Linked DNA regions of Homo sapiens: region 1 is linked to region 2. A link is an interaction called in ENCODE POLR2A ChIA-PET data of the cell type or tissue named here. Cell type or tissue: PC-9. All regions are shown on one strand. Links, peaks and the distances in the headings refer to the core of each region. The heading gives the core; the rest is flanking DNA.

Region 1 (4,000 bases), core at 1-4,000, 710 kb after region 2:
CTAGCACTTTGGGAGGCTGAGGTGGGAGGATCACTTGAGCCCAGGAGTTCGAGAACAGCTTGGGCAATATAGTGAGACCCAGTCTCTACAAAAAATAAAAAATTAGCCTGACATGGTGGCGCACACCCGTCGTCCCAGCTACTTGGGAGGCTGAGGCAGGAGGATTACTTGAATGGAAGAGAAGGAGGCTTCAGTGAGCCATGATCATGCCACTGCACTCTAGCCTGGGCAACAGAGTGAGACCCAGTCTCAAAAGAAAAAAAAATGCATTTATTTATTCCAAGTGTGTGAGTGCATAGCATTTGTGATTCTGGTCTTTGCTGTTTCCAGAGTTTCAGTGATTTTAAGATTCTGGAATTCAGAGATCCCAACAGCCACTGAATTCAAAATTCCCAGATGCTCAGTTATTTCAAGTTTCCAATATGTTGTGATTGCAGAAATGCTAGGCTGTGCTATTTCAAATTGCTGAGGGGCCAGGACTTTGGAATCCAAAGATTCTATGATGGAGAACTTTAATATTTTTCTGTTAGAATTTCTTTTTTTTGTTGGTTTTTTTGAGACAGAGTCTCGCTCTGTCGCCCAGGCTGGAGTGCAGTGGTGCGATCTCAGCTCACTGCAAGCTCCGCCTCCCGGGTTCAGGCCATTCTCCTGCCTCAGCCTGCCAAGTAGCTGGGACTACGGGCGCCCGCCACCACGCCTGGCTATTTTGTATTTTTAGTAAAGATGGGGTTTCACCGTGTTAGCCAGGAAGGTCTTGTTCTCCTGACCTCGTGATCCGCCCACCTCGGCCTCCCAAAGTGCTGGGATTACAGGTGTGAGCCATCATGCCTGACCTAGAATTTCATTTTAAAAGACTAGAAGGAAATGGCTGGGTGCGGTGGCTCATGTGTGTAATCTCAGCACTTTGGGAGGCTGAGGAGAGTGGATCACCTGAGGTCAGGCAGGAGTTCAAGACCAGCCTGGCCAACGTGGTGAAACCCTGTCTCTACTAAAAATACAAAAATTAGGTGGCCGTGGTGGTGCACGCCTGTAATCCCAGCTACTCAGGAGGCCGTGGCATGAGAATCACTTGAACCCAGGAGGCACAGTTATAGTGAGCTGAGATGGCACCATCGCACTCCAGCCTGGGTGACAGAGTGAGACTCCATCTCAAAAAAGGAAAAAAAAAAGAAAGACTAGAAGGAAATATTCAAAATGTTAATGATGGTTCCCTGTGAGTGGTGTGATTTTGTCCTCTTTCTTCTATTTTTATTTATTTTCCCCAAGCTCTCTATGGTGTTGGTGTATTTCTCTATAGTGGAATGTGTAAATTTAAAGTATAAATCTCAGCTGGGCACAGTGGCTCATGCCTGGTTTGAGACCAGCCTGGACAACATAATGAGAACTGTCTCTACTGAAAATGTTAAATATTATCTGGGAGTGGTGGTGCATGCCTGTAGTCCCAGCCATAGGGGAGGCTGAGGCATGAGGATCAATTGAGCCCAGTAGGTGGAGGCTGCAGTGAGCCATGATCTTGCCACTGCACTCCAGCCTGGGCAACAGAGTGAGACTCTGTCTCGATAATAATAACCCTCTATTACAACATATCAGTGCATGAATTTGTGATTTTATAATTCAAAATATGAGCATCTTTAATTGTCAGATTTGGTGACTTCAAGAATCAGTAATAATCAGTCTATGATACTAACTTTATAATTATTTTTTTTAAGAGAAGAGTTTCCTTTTATTTTATTTTATTTGAGACAGAGTTTCTCTCTGTTGCCCAGGCTGGAGTGCAGTGGCGCAATCTCGGCTCACTGCAGCCTCTGTCTCCTAGGTTCAAGCAATTCTCCTGCCTGAGCCTCCCGAGTAGCTGGGATTACAGGCATGCACCACCAGGCCCAGCTAATTTTTGTATTTTTAGCAGAGACGGGGTTTCACCATGTTGGCGAGGCTAGTCTTGAACTCCTGACCTCAAGTGATCCACCCGCCTCGGCCTCCCAAGGTGCTGGGATTACAGGCATGAGCCACCGTGCCCAGCCTAACTTTATAATTCTAAGATCGTGTTCAAACCTTTAAATGCTCTAGGGCTCTAAAATGTTACTATCCTAAGACGGTGACACTAGCGTTTGATTCTTACATTCTATGATTTTTTAAGTTTCTCTGTGGCCAGGACTCTGTGATTCTACAATGGGATGCTCAGCCATTTCAACATGTTGTTATTCATCCCCTCTTGATTTCAAAATCCTGAGCCTCAAGGTTCCTTGCCTTTACTTTCAGGAGGGCCTAGGAATAGGCATTTTGGGGGGGTCCACCTGACCCCTGCTTCTCTGAGAAGTGATCTCTTCCCGCTGTCTACGCACACGGAGTGTTCAGGACTGTTCCATGTGGCTACAACCCTCTTCCCAGTCAAGATGCAGGGACCAAGATCAGCAGGAGACCATCCCCTGGTCCAATGGTGACAACAGTAAGAGCAGTTAACAGTTATGTGCCAGGTATTATGCTAAGCACTACATTAATGTATTTAATCTTGGCGGGGTGTGGTGGCTCACACCTGTAATCCCAGCACTTTGGGAGGCCAGGGCGGGCAGATCACTTGAGGTCAGGAGTTCAAGACCAGCCTAGCCAACACAGTGAAACCCCATCTCTACTAAAAATACAAAAATTAGCCAAGCGTGGTGGCATATGCCTGTAATCCCAGCCACTTGGGAGACTGACGCAGGAGAATCACTTTAACCCAGGAGGTGGAGTCCAGCACCCAGCCGAGACTCACTTGTTTTTATTTATTTATTTATTTATTTTTATTTTTATTTTTTTTGAGACGGAATCTTGCTCTGTCACCCAGGCTGGAGTGCAGTGGCGCGATCTCAGCTCACCACAAGCTCCGCCTCCCGGGCTCACGCCATTCTCCTCTCAGCCTCCAGAGTAGCTGGGACTACAGGCGCCCGCCACCACCCCCAGCTAATTTTTGTATTTTTAGTAGAGACGGGGTTTCACCGTGTTAGCCAGGATGGTCTTATCTCCTGACTTCGTGATCCGCCCGCCTCGGCCTCCCAAAATGCTGGGATTACAGGCATGAACCACCACGCCCGGCCTATTTATTTATTTATTTAGAGATGGAGTCTTGCTCTGTCGCCCAGGCTGGAGTGCAGTGGTGCAGTCTTGGCTCACTGCAACCTCCGCCTTCCGGGTTTAAGCGATTCTCTTGCCTCAGCCTCCTGAGTAGCTGGGATTGGAATGAGACCACCACTTCTCCTGTTGTCCTTCCCAGCTTCTCCCCCACCTCCCCTTTTCCCTAGTTTATAAGACAGGAAAAAAAGGGAGAAAGCAAAACGCTGGAAAAAAACAGAAGTACGATAAATAGCTAGATGACCTTGGCGCCACCATCTGGTCCTGGTGGTTAAAATAATAATAATAATATTAATCCCTGACCAAAACTACTGGTGTTATCTGTAAATTCCAGACATTGTATGAGAAAGCACTGTAAAACGTTTTGTTCTGTTAGCTGATGTCTGTAGCCCCCAGTCACGTTCCTCACGCTTACTTGATCTATCGTGGCCCTTTCACGTGGACCCCTTAGCGTTGTAAGCCCTTAAAAGTGCTAGGAATTTCTTTTTCGGGGAGCTCGGCTCTTAAGACGCTGATGCTCCCGGCCGAATAAAAACCTCTTCCTTCTTTAATCCGGTGTCTGAGGAGTTTTGTCTGTGGCTCGTCCTGCTACAGAATTACAGGCACGCGCCACCGCTCCGGGCTAATTTTTGTATTTTTTTAGTAGACAGGGGGTTTCACCATGTTGGTCAGGCTGGACTTGAACCTCTGACCTCATGATCCACCCACCTCGGCCTCCCAAAGTGCTGGGATTACAGGCGTGAGCCACCGCGCCCGGCCGAGACTCACTATTTTATAAGAGGAGAGAGCAAAGCCAGGAACAGTGGCTCATGCCTCTAACTGCAGCAATTTGGGAGGCTGAGGCAGGTGGATCATTTGAAGTCAGGAGTTTGAGACCAGCCTGGCCAGCATG
Region 2 (8,033 bases), core at 2,253-6,252:
CGAGTATTTACTGATGAATCCACTCGGGGCAAAGTGTGAGGGAAAGGGTGGTGGGCAATAATGACAGCTGGCATTTCTTGGGTGATCGTTAAGAGCCAGGCACCATCTTAAACATTTTCCCTAAAGCATAGTTTCTCAGCTTCAGCACTACTGATGTTTTGTATTGGCCAGTTCTTACTAGTAGAGGGTTTGTGCATTGCAGAGATTTCAGCAGCACCCCGGCCTCTACTCACTAGGTACCAGTAGCAGCTTCCTAGTCATGCCAACCAAAAATGTCTTCAGATATTACCAAATGTCTCCACCCTGGGATAAGAATCACCCCTGGTTGAGAACCATTACTCTATATTTACTCATTTTTACCTTAAAACAACTCCATGAGGCCAGCGCCATTATTGTCTCCATTTTACAGATTGAAAAATGGAGGCACGCAGTGGTTATGACTTGCTGAGTAAAGAATACGAACCAGAATGATGTGACATGGGAAAGGAGGTCATCAGGGAGACCTCACTCAAGAAGTGACCTTAGAGGAGAGACCAGAAGAAGGTGATTGAGGGAGGGAGGTGCTGTGGCCCCTTGCCATTTCCACAGGACACAGATCCCCTTAGAATTTATATGTTGAAATCCTAACCTCCAAGATGATGGTATTAAAAGGTGGGGCTTGGGCCTGGCACGGTGGCTTACACCTGTAATCCCAGCACTTTGGAAGGCTGAAGTGGGTGGATCACCTGAGGTCAGGAGTTCGAGATCACCCTGGCCAACATGGTAAAACCCCGTCTCTGCTAAAAATACAAAAATTAGCTGGGCATGGTGGTAGATGCCTGTAATGCCAGCCACTTGGGAGGCAGGAGAATCACTTGAACCCAGGAGGCAGAGGTTGCAGTGAACCGAGATCATGCCACTGCACTCCAGCCTGGGCAACAGAGCAAGACTCCATCTCAAAAAAAAAAAAAGTGGGGCTTGTGGGAGGTGATTAGATCATGAGGGTACAGCACTTGTAAATAGATTGTATGCCCTTATTTTTTTTTTTTTCAATTTAAAAGCAAGATTGTGGAGACAGGGTCTTACTGATATTGCTCAGGCTGGTCTCAAACTCCTGGCCTCAAGCAATCCTTCCACCTTGGCCTCCCAGTGCTGGGATTACAAGAATAAGCCACCATGCCCAGTCTCAGCTCACTGTAACCTCCACCTCCTGGGCTCAAGCGATCCTCCCACCTCAGCTTCCCATGTAGCTGGGACTGTAGGCGCATGCCATCACACCCAGCTAATTTTTTTTATTTATTGGTAGAGACTGGGTTTCACCATGTTGCCCAGGCTGGTCTCCAACTCCTGAGCTCAGGCAATCCACCCACCTCGGCCTCCCAAAGTGCTGGGATTACAGGCGTGAGCCACCACCCCTGGCCCCTAGTTAAATTTTAAAATGAGTTTTGGACAGTGAATAGAAAAAATTTTACAGAAATGGATGAAATAGGCAAAAGTCAACTCAACATATGCATTAATTTGATTACACAAATCTGCATAAAATGACACTCTAGTCCGGTTGGAGATAACAGTCCTTACTTCACTTGTGGAGCCTGAAGTGACTTCTCCCCACATTTCCGGGGTTCCCAGGTCACAGGTGCCCCCTTTGGAAGCTGCACAGCATGGTCATTAAGGAGTTCAGGTGGCCTGGGTATGATCCCAGCACTGCACTTATTGTGAGCCATCAAGCAAGTCAATTTACTGTTCCATGCCTCAGTTTCCTTATCTGTAAAATGGCATAGAGCTTACTTCTTTGTTGGATCATTCAGAGAACAGCGTGTGTGTGTGTGTGTGTGTGTGTGTGTGTGTGTGTGTGTATTTCAAACTTCATAACAACCCTAAGAACTAGGTATTCATATTATCCTCATTTCACAGACGAACCAAGTCACAGAGAGATTGAGTAATTTGCCCAAGGCCACACCGCCAGTGGGCAGCATTAGGATCCCATAGTCTATGAGCTTAGCTGCCAAGACGGGTTGGGATAGAACAGATGTCCAGCTTGAGAGTAAAGCTGGGAGGTCAGAGGGTAAGAGCCAGGTAGGCGTGGTCTTAATTCTAGCAAGTCCAGTTTAAGAATCCTCCAAGTCCCCTACATCTCCTGCAAAACACAGCCCAGAACCTCATCCTTCTGCTGAAGGGATTCAGGTATCATCAACCGAAGTGAGAAAAAGCAAAGCAGATTGGGTCTGGGCTCGGTGGCCACGTCTGTAATCCCAACACTTTGGGAGACCAAGGCAGTAGAACTACTTGAGTCCAGGAATTTGAGACCAGCCTAAGTAATTTAGTGACACCCCTTCTTTACAAAAAATTTAAAAATTAGCCAGGAGTGGTAGTGTGTGCCTGTAGTCCCAGCTACTTGGGGGACTGAGGTGGGAGGATGGCTTAAGCCGAGGAGTTGGAGGCTGCAGTGAACCGTGATCATGCCACTGCATTCCAGCCTGGGCAACAGAGTGAGACGCTGTTTCAAAAAAAGAAAAAAAAAAATCAGTTTGATGGGGTAGGGTTGGGGAGCATGTCAGCAAGCAGATTTTGGATGTGCTGAGGATCGTATGAAATCCTAGGGAAGCAGCAACATCGAGATATAGGACAGCTAAGGAGTTCCATCTGGGACATGTTGAAATTTTTTTTTTAATAGAGATAGGGTCTCACTATGTTGCCCAGGCTGGTCTTGAACTCCTGGGCTCAAGTGATCCTCCCCCATCGGCCTCCCAAATTGCTGGGATTACAGGTGTGAGCACCACGCCCAGCCCGCTGGGACATGTTGGATTTTATGTGCCACCCAGATGGTTGGATACTCAGATCTGAAAAGCAGGAGAAAGCTCTGGGCTGGAAATAGGAAACTGCACCTCAGTTCTCCATGCAGTCACTGATATAGTCGGTGAGGGACTGGGGGAGCCCTCAGGAGACATCGCACAGTCCCCCCTCTCTCTTTCTTTCTCTCACCCCTCAGAAAAGAATAAGGAGCTGCCCAGTACACACCTGCCCACCAACGCTGGGATCCTGGCGGCCACCATCATTGGATCTCTTGCTGCCGGGGCCCTTCTCATCAGCTGCATTGCCTATCTCCTGGTGACAAGGAACTGGAGGGGCCAGAGCCACAGGTACAGGGTCCCCAAGTGTCCCTCTCCTGTCTGCTCCCACTGTCTTCTCAAGCCCCATGGATTCTTCCACAAGTCACATCATCCGGCTCATACACAATCTCATCAAATCTTGGAACTCCTGGGGTGAAAAGAATCTTTCTATCCTGTATTAAACAGAATTCTGCATTGCAAGGGACAGAAAACCTATTCTTAAACTGACTTACCAAAAAGAAGGAATTTTAGTCAGGGTCTCGCTCTGTCACCCAGGCTGGAGTGCAGTGGCACAATCACGACTCACTGCAGCCTCAACTTCCCCGGACTCAGGTGAGTCTTTCACCTCAGCCTCCCAGGTAGCTGAGACTACAGGTGTGCACCACCAAGCCTGGCTAATTTTTTTTATTTTTGTAGAGATGGGGTTTTGCCCAGGCTGGTCTCGAACTCCTGGGCTCAAGTGATCCTCCAGCTTTGGCCTCCCAAAGTGCTGAGAATACAGGCATGAGCCACTGTTCCCTGCCCAAAAAACAAGGAATTGTTTAATACTACATAACTTATTCAGGTAGGCTGCATCCAGGGGCTCAATGTTCTCAAATGACTCCTTTATATACTCGTCAACTCTGTATTTTTCTTCGGTGGCTTCATTCTCAGGCAGGCTCTCCCCTGTTGCCACAAGATCACTCCCAGGGGGCCCAGGCTCATACTCCACTGGTTTAGCCATTCCTAGCAAGGAGACCACCTTGTTCCTGGTAGTTCCAACAAGAGCCCCAAGTCTACCTCTCATTGGCTTAACTCAGATCACATGACTTTTCATGAACCAATCACTGTGGCCAGGGGTTGGTGGCCAGGGAAAGCTCTGATTGGCCAAAGTTGGGCTATTTGTGCAGCCCCAGAGACTGGGCTAGATCCAACTCCGTTTAATCAAGTGGATTGAGAGTGTAGACCGGCTCTCCAAAGGAAAACAAAACTGGTTGCTATTGTCAAAGAAGGGGAGTGGGCAGCAGCAGGCACAGCTATCAGATGCTACCTACTTGTATGGAGAGAGAGAGAGAGAGAGAGAGAGGAGAGAGAGGAGAGAGAGACAGTCCTGTTTCCCCCAGGGAGAGTCTATTCGTGAAAAATTCCTTTCTTATGACATCAGCGTCTTCAGAACTTTGTCTCTTGAAATTGATTCTGAACTGATTGTAGATAAGATGTCTAATTTTTCTGCCACTCACCAGTTCCCAGAATATGAAAGCAGCAATTTTGTCTCCTTTCTCAACTCTTCCTTATGTGCCATGGATTCTGTTTTCTTCTTCTTCTTTTTTTTTTTTGAGACAGAGTCTTGCTGCAGTGTAGTGGCGCAATCTTGGCTCACTGCAACCTCCACCTCCGGGACTCAAGCAATTCTCGTGCCTCAGCCTCCCAAGTAGCTGAGACTACAGGCGTGCACCACAACGCCCGGCTAATTTTTTGTATTTTAGTAGAGATGGGGTTTCACCATGTTGCCCTGGATGGTCTCAAACTCCTGATCTCAGGCAATCCGCCAGCCTCGGCCTCCCAAAGTGCTGGAATTACAGGCATGAGCCACTGCGCCTGGCCTATTTCTTTTTCTTTTTTAAAGAGACAGGGTCTTGCTTTATCACCCAGGCTGGAGTGCAGTGGCATGATCATAGTTTACTGCAGCCTCAGACTCCTGGGCTCAAGTGATCCTCCCACCTCAGCCTCCTGGGTAACTGGGACCACAGGCCTGTGCTACCACACCTGGCTAATTATCTGTATTATTATTTTTTGTAGAGATGGGGTCTTGCTATGTTGCCCAAGCTGACCTCAAACTCCTGGCCTTAAGCGGTCCTTCTGCCTCAGCCTCCCAAAGTGCTCGAATTACAGGCATGCATCACCATGCCTAGCTTATTTTTTACTTTTTGTAAAAATAAGATCTCCCTGTGTTGCCCTGGCTGTCTTGAATTGCTGGGCTCAAGCCATCCTCCCATCTCAGCCCCCCAAGTAGCTGGGACTACAGGAGTGCACCATTTCCAAGCTTTTTTTTCTTCTTCTTCTTGTTTTGCTCTTGTCGCCCAGGCTGGAATCCAGTGGCGCGATCTCGGCTCACTGCAACTTCCGCCTCAGGGGTTCAAGCGATTTTCCTGCCTCAGCTTCCTGAGTAGCTGGAATTACAGGCACCCACCACCTCGCCTGGCTAATTTTTGTATTTTTAGTAGAGACGGGGTTTCACCATGTTGGCCAGGATGGTCTCAAACTCCTGAACTCAGGTGATCTGCCCACCTTGGCCTCCCAAAGTGTTGGGATTACAGGCATGAGCCACTGAGCCCAATTACTATTTTTTTACTCAAAACCGCACACACACCTTCCACCCCCTCCCCCCTCTCCATTTTCCTTCATAGGGAAGGATGTTGCTCTCTGATATTCTACTGTCAATGCTTTATTCCAATTTTCTTCCCCTCTCTTTCCACCCTAGACTGCCTGCTCCGAGGGGCCAGGGATCTCTGTCCATCTTGTGCTCGGCTGTATCCCCAGTGCCTTCAGTGACGCCCAGCACATGGTTGGTGCTTGTAAATACTTATTTAGTGAACTAACAAACTTGCTATAGCGGTGTCAAGAGTACTTTTGTTTTCAGAGTCAAAGTCTCACTCTGTTGCCAAGGTTGGGGTGCAGTGGTGCGATCGTAGCTCACCGTAGCCTCGACCTCCCTGGTTCAAACTATCCTCCCACCCGAGTCTCCCAAGTAGCTGGGACCCCAGGTGTGCACCACCACACCTGGCTAATTTTTGTAATTTTTGTAGAGACGGGATCTCACTTTGTGAGTCAGGCAGGTCTCAAACTCCTGGCCTCAAAAAAGTCTCCTACCTTGGTCTCCCAATGTGCTGGGAGTATAGTCATGAGCCATTTCACTTGGTTCCAGTGTACTTTTAAAATTAAGGGTATTCAGGACGGGTGCAGTGGCTCATGCCTGTAATCCCAGCACTTTGGGAGGCCAAGGCAGGTGGATCACTTGAGGTCAGGAGTTCGAGACCAACCTGATGAACATGGTGAAACCCTGTCTCTACTAATAATACAAAATTAGCAGAGCATGGGCCAGGCATGGTGCCTCACGCCTGTAATCCCAGCACTTTGGGAGGCCGAGGCTGGCGGATCACGAGGTCAGGAAATCGAGACCATCCTGGCTAACACGGTGAAACCCCGTCTCTACTAAAAATACAAAAAATTAGCCGGGCATGGTGGCAGGTGCCTGTAGTCCCAGCTACTCGGGAGGCTGAGGCAGGAGAATGGCATGAACCCGGGAGGCGGAGCTTTTAGTGAGCCGAGATTGCACCACTGCACTCCAGCCTGGGCGACAGAGCGAGACTCTGTCTCAAAAAAAAAAATTAAAATAAAATAAAATAAAATAAGCCGAGCATGGTGGCACACACCTGTAATCCCAGCTACTTGGGAGGCTGAGGCAGGAGAATCGCTTGAACCCAGGAGGCGGAGGTTGCAGTGAGCTGAGATCACGCCATTGCACTCCAGCCTGGGCAACAGAGCGAGACTCTGTCTCAAAAAATTAAAAAATAAAAAATAAATAAGGGTATTCAAATGAATCTATGTAAAGAGAAATATTAAGGAAATCATAAGACAGGTGGATGAAGCAGGATCATTTAGGTGATCTCTGTAAATGGTGATGTCTGGGGAACACTATTCATTGGCATAAGGTGGTGGCTAGGGAAACTGAGGGATTGCGGATGAGGATTATGGAAGAAAAGTCTGGGATAGTTCAGGCCTCATCCTAGCTCACTCTGAAGGAGAGACCATGTGGCTTTCAGGGACCTGGTGGGATTTCCAGCTTCTCTTAAGTCTCTCTCCCCCCGCCTGAGTGTCTCTCTATCCTAATATCAATTCCCTCTATGTGTCCCCAGGATGGCGACCACAGAGAAGCCAGAATTGGGCCCTGCTCATGATGCTGGTAAGGCGGGAGCCCCAGATCTCACTACCTAGCCCTCCTCTCAGCTCCTCCTTTCTCCCCTATAGCCACAAGCCCGCTTATTCTCCCTCACTCAGAGACCTCCCAATGCACCTGCCCCGAGACCTCTCTGGGGCCCCCTGAACTCACCCACATAATCTGAGCGCATCGGCACCCACCCCAAACCTGCTTTTTCTCTTCTTCTCAGTGGCTAGCATCCCCATCCCATCATGCAAGTGGATCCCATCCACCTCCACAGGCCACTACCAGCCTCCTAGACCCCCCACACCCAGCTCCTCACTGGTCTCCCAGCCTCCAGACCCCTCCAACCCATCCCAGGACAAGGTCTTTCTAAAATTCTGATCATGTTACTCCTCTGCTCAAAGGCCCTCCATGGCTCCCCTGTGCCCTTGGGACAAAGTTTAGTCTCCTTAACATGGTTCTCAAGGCCCTTCACAAGACAGATCAAACACAGTTTCTGAAACACAGCTGGCTCTCTCACCAGACCTCTGCACTCACCCTCTCCTGCCTTAGCTTCACTCACTTCTCTCTACTATCTCAGATGCCCCCTCCTCCAGGAAGCCCTCACTGAGTCCTAGGCTACTTAGGCACCCCGTCTTGGGCTCCCACCCGCCCCCAGTCCCCCGACTCCAGCCCTAAACACTCCAGGTTGTCACTCTGGAGACTGGTCTGCGTCCCCCACTGGACTGTAAGTCCTGGAAGGGCAGGCCTGGGACTGTCGTGGTCAGCACTGTGTCCCCAGCACTGGGTTTGGCTAGAAGAAGCGTTTGCACAAATGTTAGTTGAATAAATAAATAAATGAATGTCAACAGGCAGTCAGAGTGGCCTGTGGGGCCCATGTGTCAGCTGGTACCTCCCCTGGCCTCTGTTTCAGGTGACAACAACATCTATGAAGTGATGCCCTCTCCAGTCCTCCTGGTGTCCCCCATCAGTGACACAAGGTCCATAAACCCAGCCCGGGTGAGTCCCGTCCCCAGCCTCTC

Evidence for each region. ChIA-PET counts read pairs that join two places held together with the same protein. Peaks named below come from ENCODE experiments on the same cell type or tissue, not always from the same donor. Only the 100,000 strongest peaks of a DNase experiment are listed, where the experiment ranks them.
Region 1: POLR2A ChIA-PET joins it to region 2 with 5 read pairs; 3 of 35 experiments call an interaction of 5 or more read pairs at or near these places.

Annotation. Positions count from the first base shown.
Region 1 is chr19:45,387,017-45,391,016 of GRCh38, forward strand. The region is part of intron 8 of PPP1R13L (protein phosphatase 1 regulatory subunit 13 like); the gene reads right to left. Among named protein-coding and RNA genes, the nearest start is that of PPP1R13L, 16 kb to the right of the region's middle. In PC-9, for the core only: a CTCF peak has its summit at 3,310; no DNase peak of the experiment used is centred there.
Region 2 is chr19:44,673,303-44,681,335 of GRCh38, forward strand. It overlaps CEACAM19 (CEA cell adhesion molecule 19), which reads left to right. Exons shown (of 8, transcript NM_001127893.3): 3 at 2,969-3,119; 4 at 5,551-5,634; 5 at 6,986-7,032; 6 at 7,925-8,010. Among named protein-coding and RNA genes, the nearest start is that of CEACAM19, 5.8 kb to the left of the region's middle. In PC-9, for the core only: a CTCF peak has its summit at 4,126; a DNase peak (open chromatin) is centred at 4,229; H3K4me3 peaks cover 990 bases; H3K27ac peaks cover 1,803 bases.